Linked DNA regions of Homo sapiens: region 1 is linked to region 2. A link is a contact called in ENCODE Hi-C or POLR2A ChIA-PET data. All regions are on one chromosome and are shown on one strand. The core of a region is the stretch at or near the end of the contact, and the rest is flanking DNA. Distances in the headings are between cores, read along the strand shown. Region 1 holds the start of MAGT1 (magnesium transporter 1). Region 2 holds the start of JPX (JPX transcript, XIST activator).

Region 1 (4,675 bases), core at 329-2,828, 4.0 Mb after region 2:
CCCACCACTGAACTCCAGCCTGGGCAACAGAGCGAGACCCGGTCTCAAAAAAAAAAAAAAGTGGTCATCGTGGAAATTCAGGTAATACCAGCAATACCAGCATGTAAAGTAAAACGTGAAAACGTTCCCCTCATCGATAATCCCAACTGCCTAGAGATAGCCACTGTTAAGGTATTGTCATGTATCCTTACAGAGATTTCTCTATACATACACATATACTTATATATAGGGGATGCTGTTGTTTTTAACATAAAAAATTTCTAAGACATAAAATTATGCATTGCTCTGCATCTTCTTTTCCACATAACCATAGCTTAGGATCCTCCCAAAGAAGGACATCAATTTCTAGTTTCAGTGTCTGAGCCTGCTCACTTCACGATACTTTTGACAATTGTATATTTTTATTGTACTCTTTGCCAATCTAATAAGCAACTCATTAAGTTTAACTTCCTAGCTTAGTTTTTCTTCTTATGGAATAGTTCAAATACTTAGAAACATAGAGAAGATAGCTTTCTTTCTTAATTCAGCTCAAGTAGACAAGTATCTGAAGTGCTTAACTGGTATTTTTAGAGTATGTGCACAGTTTTTCTCTATTAGAGGAAGCACAGAATGTACAGGAAATAGAGTTAGAATGACTGACGTAGGGTTTGAGTCCTCGTTCATTTTCTAAATTTAAGACTCTTTTTCTCATCTATAAAATTAGAGGGTATAAGTAATTGCTAGTAGTCTTAAAGTCCTAAGAGTATAGGACTCCAAATCACAAACGTTTGAAAACGCATTGTTAAAATTCCTCTACCTGGATTGCTTAATGGTGAGAATACTGTATCTCCTCCACTTCCTAAAGCCTATGAGTTCCACAAGATCTTAGTTTTGTTCATTTATGTATATCAAGTGCCTAGAACATTGCCTAGCATGCTTACATTTGTGGAATGATTGAAAATGGTTAGGAGCTTTCAATCTGGTAAATTGCCTTGAAACAATTATTTGGACAAAGTAATAAATCTGGCATAATTTCACTCTTTGGTCTAACTCTCACACTCCTGAAATGAAAATGCTAGAAAATAGAGAACTCTTACACATCATTCAGGGAGTTACATCGGCCAGCAGTATAGAGTCTCAGATATCCTACTCCTGGGATCTAAAGTCGAACTCCCCACCCCCAACACCTGACGGGGCCCACACTCAAAAGTGTCAAAACTCATAGCTATGCACATTCACAAGACTGTAGAAGTCGGGCTGTCACCTACGCTACTCCACTCTCAGATTCTACATCCCCAGAAGACAAAGAGTTACAGTTCCTTCTCTCACGAATTCCACAACTCCGAAAACCGCGTAATTGAAGCCACCAAAGGCATAGAAGCGGCAGGGAAAGGGGGCTGGGAAGAGGCGAACAGACCCTCTTAAGCCCCAGTCATTGGGAAAAGCCCATGCTGCTGGAAACCGCGTTCTCACCTCCTTCTTTCTTTGGGCAGAGGCTGAGGGAACGTCGCAAACGATGAGCAGCGCCACCACCATGGTCACAGAGACACACCAAAACCGCCAACGCGCTGCCATGTTCGCTCCTCTCCCTTCTATAAGTGAAACTTTGCTCCGGCTAGGTCTGAGGGTGGGGCGTGAGAACAGGCAAATCGGCCCCTTGCCTTTCCTCATTGGTCCAGCTCAGCCCTGCCGGGAGACCCCTCACATTACGTCACAGCGCGCTGGCGCTACACGCCCGCTAAAAGAAGGTTGATTTCTAATTGGCCCCGGTCGGCCAATAGAAAAAAGATAATCTGGAGCGTTTTCATTGGTCCGCTAAAGATAATGACCCGCCCCTTTCTCGATACGTAAACATCTAGCGCGCTGACGCTTTCCAAGCACGCATGCGCAGTTGTGAAATATTGCGGAGTTTTCGGAGTCCAAAATGGCTTGAAGTTGCTAGAACAGAATCTTTCAAAGACTCATTTAGAAGTCCTTGAAATTCGCCGCCTTCATGTAATATTCTAGAAAAATGGGACCTAGCCGCGTGAGGGATAAGAGCTATTTAGTCCGTTATCCTGCCTCCAAAGTACTTCAAAGTGAAAAAATAAAAGTAGGAAAGCAAAAATATACCTAATACCACTGAGGGAAATTTTTAAAGGTAAATATGAACAAGAGCTTGTTGAATACCTATTGTGTCCTAGAAACTGCCAGGAGCGCTGAAAAAAGAGGACATCAAAGATTATTTTTTAAAGTTTTTGTTTATTTATGGCTTTTTTTGAGATGGAATTTCGCTCTTGTAGCCCAGGCTGGCGTGCAGTGGCGCCATCTCGGCTCACTGCAACCTACGCCTCCCGGGTTCAAGCGATTCTCCTGCCTCAGCCTCCCGAGTAGCTGGGATTACAGGCGCCCGCCATCACGCCTGGCTAATTTTTTGTATTTTAGTAGAGACGGGGTTTCGCCATGTTGGGCAGGCTGGTCTCGAACTCCTGACCTCAGGTGATCCGCCCGCCTCGGCCTCCCAAAGTTCTGGGATTACAGGCGTGAGCCACCAAGCCCGGCCGGCTTTTTTTGTTTGTTTTTTCAGTTAAACTCCTTGACTTAATATTTAAAGCACCAACAAGGACTTTAATTGCAGGTTATAGACAGCAAATTCCTTCTTTTTATTCATTATTTTGTTTGGGGGATGGGTACAAAAGTAAGGTTGTAAAGAAGGAAAACACCAACAAGATAAAATCAATCTGCCTACAATTTGGATTTATTTTGATGGTGTGGAAAATATTATATGACTATTATTTTAGGCGCTACTGGATAAAAAAACCAGGAAATTAATTTCAGTATGTTGGAGAGACAAGGAGATGGGATGGAAAGAAAAATAGCTGGTTCCGAAGTGAAGAGATGTGAAATACAGATGTGAAAAAAAGTTAAATCATTTATGGAAACTTATATTAAGAAAATGCAGGCCGGGTGCGATGGCTCATGCCTGTAATCTCAGCACTTTGGGAAGTCGAAGTGGGTGGATCACCTGAGGTCAGGAGTTCAAGACCAGCCTGACCAACATGGCAAAACCCCCGTCTCTACTAAAAATTTAAAAATTAGCCCGGTGTGGTGGCGCAGGCCTGTAATCCCAGCTACATGGGAGTCTGAGGCAGAAGAATCGCTTCAACCCTGGAGGCGGAGTTTGCAGTGAGCTGAAATCGTGTTATCACACTCCAGCCTGGGCAACAAGAGCGAAACTCAATCTCAAAAAAAAAAAAAAAGGAAAGAAAAAAGAAAAAATGCAAAATAAAAGTACACTGAGACATACTGTATGATTCAATCTATATATGACATTCTGGAAAAGGCAAACTCATTGGTACAGAGAACAGATTAGTGGCTGCCAGGGGCTAGGGGTAGGGAAAAGGGTTGATCACAAAGAGGTCAAACAAGGGTGTTTTTATGATGCTAGAGCTATTCTGTCCTTAATTGTGGTGGTGGTGACACAATTGTATGCATTTGTCAAAACGCATAGAACTGTACACCAAAAAGTGAATTTTACTATGTGTATGTTTTAAAAATAAAAATTTTAAAGTTTAAAAGGGATATCTTACCTATCATATTGGCAAAAATCCAAAAGCTTGACACTACATGCTATTAGCAAGGCTGTGGGGAGTCAGGCACCCTTTATATTAATACGTTGCTGGTGGGAAGGCAAAACGTTACAACATCTATAATTTGGCAATATCTAAAAAAACTACACATATATTTATCCTTTAATCCAGCAATCCCACTTCTAGTAACCTACCTTGGAGAGAGACATCCAGCAATATGAAAATATGTGTGCACAAAGTTATTCATTTCAGCATTATTGAAATTGAAATATTCTTGAAACTACCTAAATATTCCAACATAGGAGATTGACTGAATATACTATAGCACATATACACCACAGATTTTGCAGCTGTAAAAAAGGAATGAGGAAGACTTATGTAAAATGATAATGGATTTTTATGCTACATTTGTATAAAATAGAGAAATAAGAAAACATACAGGTATTTGCCTATTTTTGCAAAAGGAAACACACAAGATAAACCAGAAAGTAATGAAATCGGTTACCTATAGGAATTGGTGGAAATGGAATGCAACAGTTAGGGGAGGGAATGACACTTCTCTAAGTACACTAGTCTGTTTAGTTTTGACTTTTGGAATAATGTTAATATTTTCAATAGTCAAAATGTATAATCAAAGCATTTAGTTTTACACGATGAAAAAGTCTTAGAGATGAATAATGGTGATAGTTGCACAACAATGTGAATGCCATTAATGCCACTGAACTGTATGTATTTTATTTTTTTTGTTTTGGGACAGGTCTCAGGCTAGAGTGCAGTGGTGCGATCTTGGCTCACTGTAACCTCCGCCTCCCCGGTTCAAGCAAGTCTCATGCCTCAGCCTCCCGAGTAGCTGGGATTAGAAGCATGTGCCACCATGCCCAGCTAATTTTTTGTATATTAGTAGAGACGGGGTTTTGCCGTGTTGCCATTTCTTTTCTTTCTTTTTTTTCTTTTCTTTTCTTTTCTTTTTTTTTTTTGAGACGGAGTCTTGCTCTGTCACCAGGCTGGAGTGCAGTGGTGGTATCTTGGCTCACTGCAACCTCCGACTCCCTGGTTCAAGCGATTCTGCCGCCTCAGTCTACAGAGTAGCTGGGATTACAGGCACATGCCACCACGCCCAGCTAATT
Region 2 (4,926 bases), core at 1,455-3,954:
GGGAGGCCAAGGCGGGTGGATCACCTGAGGTCAGGAGTTCGAGACCAACCTGACCAATACGGTGAAACCTCGTCTCTACTAAAAATACAAAAATTAGCCAGGTGTGGGGGCCTGCGCCTGTAGTCCCAGCTACATGGGAGGCTGAGACAGGAGAATCGCTTGAACCCGAGAGAGGAGAGGCAGAGGTTGCAGTGAGCCGAGTTTGCGCCACTGCACTCCAGCCTGGGTGACAGAGTGAGACTCTGTCTCAAAAAAATAAAAAAAATAAATAAATAAAAAGTCATTTTCCTCCCAAACAGACAAAGTCCCAAGAGTCATCAGAACAAAACTGCAATAGATTTCATTTTTTTTTTTTTTGAGACGGAGTCTTGCTCTGTCGCCCAGGCTGGAGTGCAGTGGCGCTATCTCGGCTCACTGCAACCTCCGCCTCCTGGATTCAAGTGATTATCTCGCCTCAGCCTCTCGAGTAGCTGGGATTGCAGGTGCCCACCGCCACATCCAGCTAATTTTTGTATTGCTGTAATTGTTGGCCAGTCTGGTCTCAAACTCCTGATCTCAGGTGATCCGCCCACCTCGGCCTCCCAAAGTGCTGGGATTACAGGCATGAGCCACCGTGCCCGGCAGGTTTCACTCATTTTTATCCCCCTTTCTACTTACCATTAAATTACTACAGAGGGATGTTTTGTACCTGCCCCAAAATAAATGCATGGTGTGCTACTGCCAAAAGAAAATATGACAGAATTTACAGTCATATTTGCCTCCTCTGCAACATTCAGACTTGATCCTTCTTTTACCCTACATTGTCTATCTGATTCCCTACTCTTTTAGTACTAGTTCTTTCTTAGGAGCTCAACAGTTCCTTTTGCAATTGGTTTTTGGTGCCTGTCCTACAAATTTCCAAGATGTGCTCAAATATGCCTAAACCCTAGGAGATGAAACAGTTTAAGCTTAGAGACCTCTCCACCTCTATTACTGACCTTTGAACACGTAACTGGTTTTATGTGGTGTTTTTGGTGTTTTACTCCAAAATGTCCATATGTCAATGCCCAGATGTTTTATACAACTGTGTATCATTACCTTCCTTTTGAGGGTGACGATATCAAAATAAAGACAGAAAAGTAATGATGCAAATGAATAGAATAAGAGGTGTTCTATGTGGGGGTCTCGTAGAAAACCAGAGACAACATTAGTGCATAGAGAGAAACTATAGCTTTGGAAAGGGATTAGGACCTCTAAAGTGTCTTTTCCTTACCGGTGAAGCACAAGCCTTCCCCCAGAAACCTGCACCACTCACACATAATGCTTCACAAACAAGTTTTGGCCTCGGTTTTTTCATACTTTTGGGGCTGGTATCCAGCTAGTGTATTTTCCCTCATGGAGCGGGAACAACAGAGATAAAGGTTTTGATAAATATAGAGGCCTCTTAGAAGTGTCAGGACTGAATCTAAAAGAGCTGAATCTAAAAGAAGAGGGAGGCTGGGTGCGGTGGCTCACGCCTATAATACCAGCACTTTGGGAGGCTGAGGCGGGTGGATCACTTGAGGTCAGGAGTGCAAGACCAGCCTGGCCATGATGGTGAGACCCCCGTCTCTAGTAAAAATTAGCTGGACATGGTGGCAGATGCCTGTAATCCCAGCTACTTAGGAGGCTGAGGCTGGAGAATCGCTTGAACCCAGGAGGCGGAGGTAGCACCGAGCCAAGATCGCGCCACTGCACTCCAGCCTGGGCGACAGAGCAAGACTCCGTCTCAAAAAAATAAAACAAAAATAAATAAAAGAAGAGGGAAGATGGAAGGACTTTTAGGCTCAAGAGCAGCATCTCAACTCTTTTTTTTTTTTTTTTTTTTTGAGACGGAGTCTGGCACGGTCGCCCAGGCTGGAATGCAGCAGCACGATCTCAGCTCACTGCAACCTCCGCCTCCCGGGTTCAAGCGATTCTCCCACCTCAGCCTCCCAAGTAGCTGGGATTACACTGAGATTACAGGCAAGCGCCACCACACCTGGCTACCAACTCTTTTATGAAGACTCTTTTGTTTACAGAATTAAAGGAAGCACCTTGTTCTGAATCCAGTTTTGCCATTGACGGACTCACTGTATGACTAGGCCAAAACCCTCTGGTTTCTGTTTTCCCATTAGTTGGTTGAAGTACATACACCCTCATCTATCGGAACACGGGGCTTAGTAAAGTGAAAAGAAGTAGGTTCTAGCTCATTCTAGCACTTTTGGAAAATTGGGTCACCTCTTTGGGCCTTAATTTCGTCATCTATAAAACAGGAAAAAATCAGTCCTCAGCTTACCTGATGTTGCAATGACTTAGTGAGATAACAGAAGTGAATGGCAGCTTTGTCTATCATACTTGTGAGGTAAAGTTAATGAGAGTGAGAGATCTGGAAATAGGGAAGAAAGAAAGGAGTCGAGGCAAAGCTAAAAGAAATTTGGGTTGGGAAAGGAAAAAAGAAATGAAGAGAAAGAAAAAGGAAAAGGGAATTTCAAAAGAGATAAAGGCTGTGAGAGGAAGTGCAACAGGTCAGGAAACTGGGGGAGGGTCCACGGCAACGGCTGCGGCACGGCAACGGCTGCGGCACGGCAACGGCTGGGGCACGGCAACGGCTGGTGCATGTTGCCGGCGGAGGCATTTAGGTAGTGCACGACGGCTGGGCGCCGGGCCTGTTTGGCTGTGACGCCCACCCCCGGCTTTCATCCGCCTATGCCCTAGGGCTAGTGGAAGACTTAAGATGGCGGCGTTTGCACGGAGTGCAATCACTGCGTCCTTACGGGGGTTGCAAGGCGTCCGAAGTATGAGTCCACTAACAAAAGTCCAGAAACTCGCCAGTTAATAGTATTGTGGTGAGTGATGAGCCTCACGTTGGCTAGAGAAGTGGCCGTTAGCGAGGCTACACACTTTGGGATCGCGTGGCCTGAGTCGGGGGAGTAACCGGCCTGTATTCCATTTTTCTCTCTCCAGTCTCTTCAAAATATCGGAGAATAATTTCTTTCTCGCTGATCGCCTAACTTCTACTGACGAAGCTTGGAAGTTGCAGAAGGTAGCTCCTAGGAGGGATATATGGGTCGTTCTTTCCTTTTTCCTTATTTAAATGGGTTTTTATTGACACCATGTCGCGCCAAAATGGATTCCATCTCCTCAGAGCTTTCCTAGGAACAGCCTAACCTCTTGGGCCTAACTTTATTTTTTTTTTGTTCTGCCTTTCATGTCCAGACTTATTAGTTTTAATTAATTTGTTTGTAACGTATTCATTATGCACTAGATTAAACAATTTTTTTCTGTGCCCACTATACCCCAAATGTGGAGTTTTGGGCAAAAACTTAACATTTGTTCTTGAAGCATCTCAGAGGTGTGTGTGTGTGTGTGTAATCTTTGGGGGACTTACATTGCCAGGTTGATTACTCACTAAGAAAAGAGCTAGATTTCCTGTTTTCAAATCTGTTGGCGAAATTAAGTTTATGTTAAGCATAGCATGTTTACTATATATATGGGGAAGACAGTTAAGAGTGACATCTAATATGTTGTTAAATGCTTATGTGATTAAAGTAAATTTCATGCATTACCGCGGAGTATGAATTGCTGCAACCTTTTAGAAAAGAATCTGGCAATATTTAGGGAAATAAAAAATACAGATATCACTTGAACAAAAACTGGAATTCAAAAGTCTGACTTTTAAGAATCTATCCTACAGAAATAAAAGTACCAGTATATAATGACGCATGAACAAGGATACTTTTGTACTATTTTGTTCTTGTGACAACTGGAAACAACCTGTGTATCCATCAATAGGAGAATGTTTGAGTAAATTTTGGTACATAAATATTATGAAATATTTTGACTTTTGACCTAGAGAATCTTATGATGGATGGTTATGTGAGAAAAGTAAGTTGCAGAATAGTCTAGTATGAGTCCTTTTTTTTTTTTGATGGGGTGATGAAGGAATGCAAGATTAACTTCTTTATCTTTTGGAGGAGACGTTAAATATATTATGAAATACTTAAGACATATACAGATATACAAGGAATAATACAATGAACCTCTCTTCTCACCACCCAACGTAAAAAAAAAATCAAACATTAACGTGACAGTTGAAGTTCTCTGTGTACCCATCCCTGATTGCATCTCTCTCTTCTCTCATCCCCAGAGGTAACCATTATTTTAAACTTAGTGATTTTTACCATGCATTTCTTAAACTTCTGTGACATAGCAACTTCTAGCATGGATTATTTTTTGTAAATATTGAAGATGAATTTTTAAAAAAAGTCAATGAAAGAAGAAAGCAAGTGTCTATCTGACTTTTTTTTTTTTTTTTTTTTTGAGATGAAGTCTTGCTTGTTGCCCCGGCTAGAGCGTAGTGGCGCAATCTTGGCTCACTGCAACCTTCACCACCCCAGTTCAAGCGATTCTCCTGCCTCAGCCTCCCGAGTAGCTGGGATTGCAGGCGCCTGCCACTGTGCCCGGCTAATTTTAATTTAATTTTAATTTATTTTATATATATATAGAGAGAGAGAGAGGGAGAGAGACAGACAGACATGGAGTCTTGCTCTGTCACCCAGGCAGGAGTGTAGTGGCTCGATCTCGGTTCACTGTAACTTCCGCCTCCTGGGTTCAAGCGATTCTCATGCCTCAGCATCCAGAGTAGCCGAGATTACAGGCACACCTTGCCACGCCTGGCTAATTTTTGTATTTTTAGTAGAGACGGGTTTCCCTATATTGGCCAGGCTGGTCTCCAACCCCTGACCTCTGGTAATCTGCCTGCCTCGGCCTCCCAAAGTATTGGGATTACAGGCGTGAGCCACTGTGCCCAGCCTTATCTGACTATTACTGTAACAGTGGCCAATCAAAATTCCTTCTTTTCTTTTTTTTTTTCCTTGAGCCTAGAAATTTCTTAATTGAGGGGAGAATCTAGCAAGCAGTTGAGTC

The links. Hi-C counts contacts between places; a loop is a spot of excess contacts on that map. ChIA-PET counts read pairs that join two places held with the same protein, here RNA polymerase II (POLR2A). Pooled maps may share reads with other maps.
Region 1: a loop to region 2 is called in a pooled map, with 6 times the contacts of the local background. The contact joins the promoter of MAGT1 here to the promoter of JPX in region 2. A Hi-C loop is called at or near these places in 4 of 50 pooled maps. POLR2A ChIA-PET finds 5 or more read pairs at or near these places in 2 of 52 experiments (CD4-positive, alpha-beta memory T cell and HEK293).

Annotation. Positions count from the first base shown.
Region 1 is chrX:77,893,857-77,898,531 of GRCh38, forward strand. MAGT1 (magnesium transporter 1) reads right to left here and starts at 1,579. Exons shown (of 10, transcript NM_001367916.1): 1 at 1,453-1,579. The coding sequence starts at 1,554. RefSeq lists an enhancer at 1,326-1,575.
Region 2 is chrX:73,941,620-73,946,545 of GRCh38, forward strand. It overlaps JPX (JPX transcript, XIST activator), which reads left to right and starts at 2,705. Exons shown (of 5, transcript NR_024582.1): 1 at 2,705-2,846; 2 at 2,965-3,043. RefSeq lists an enhancer at 2,730-2,829.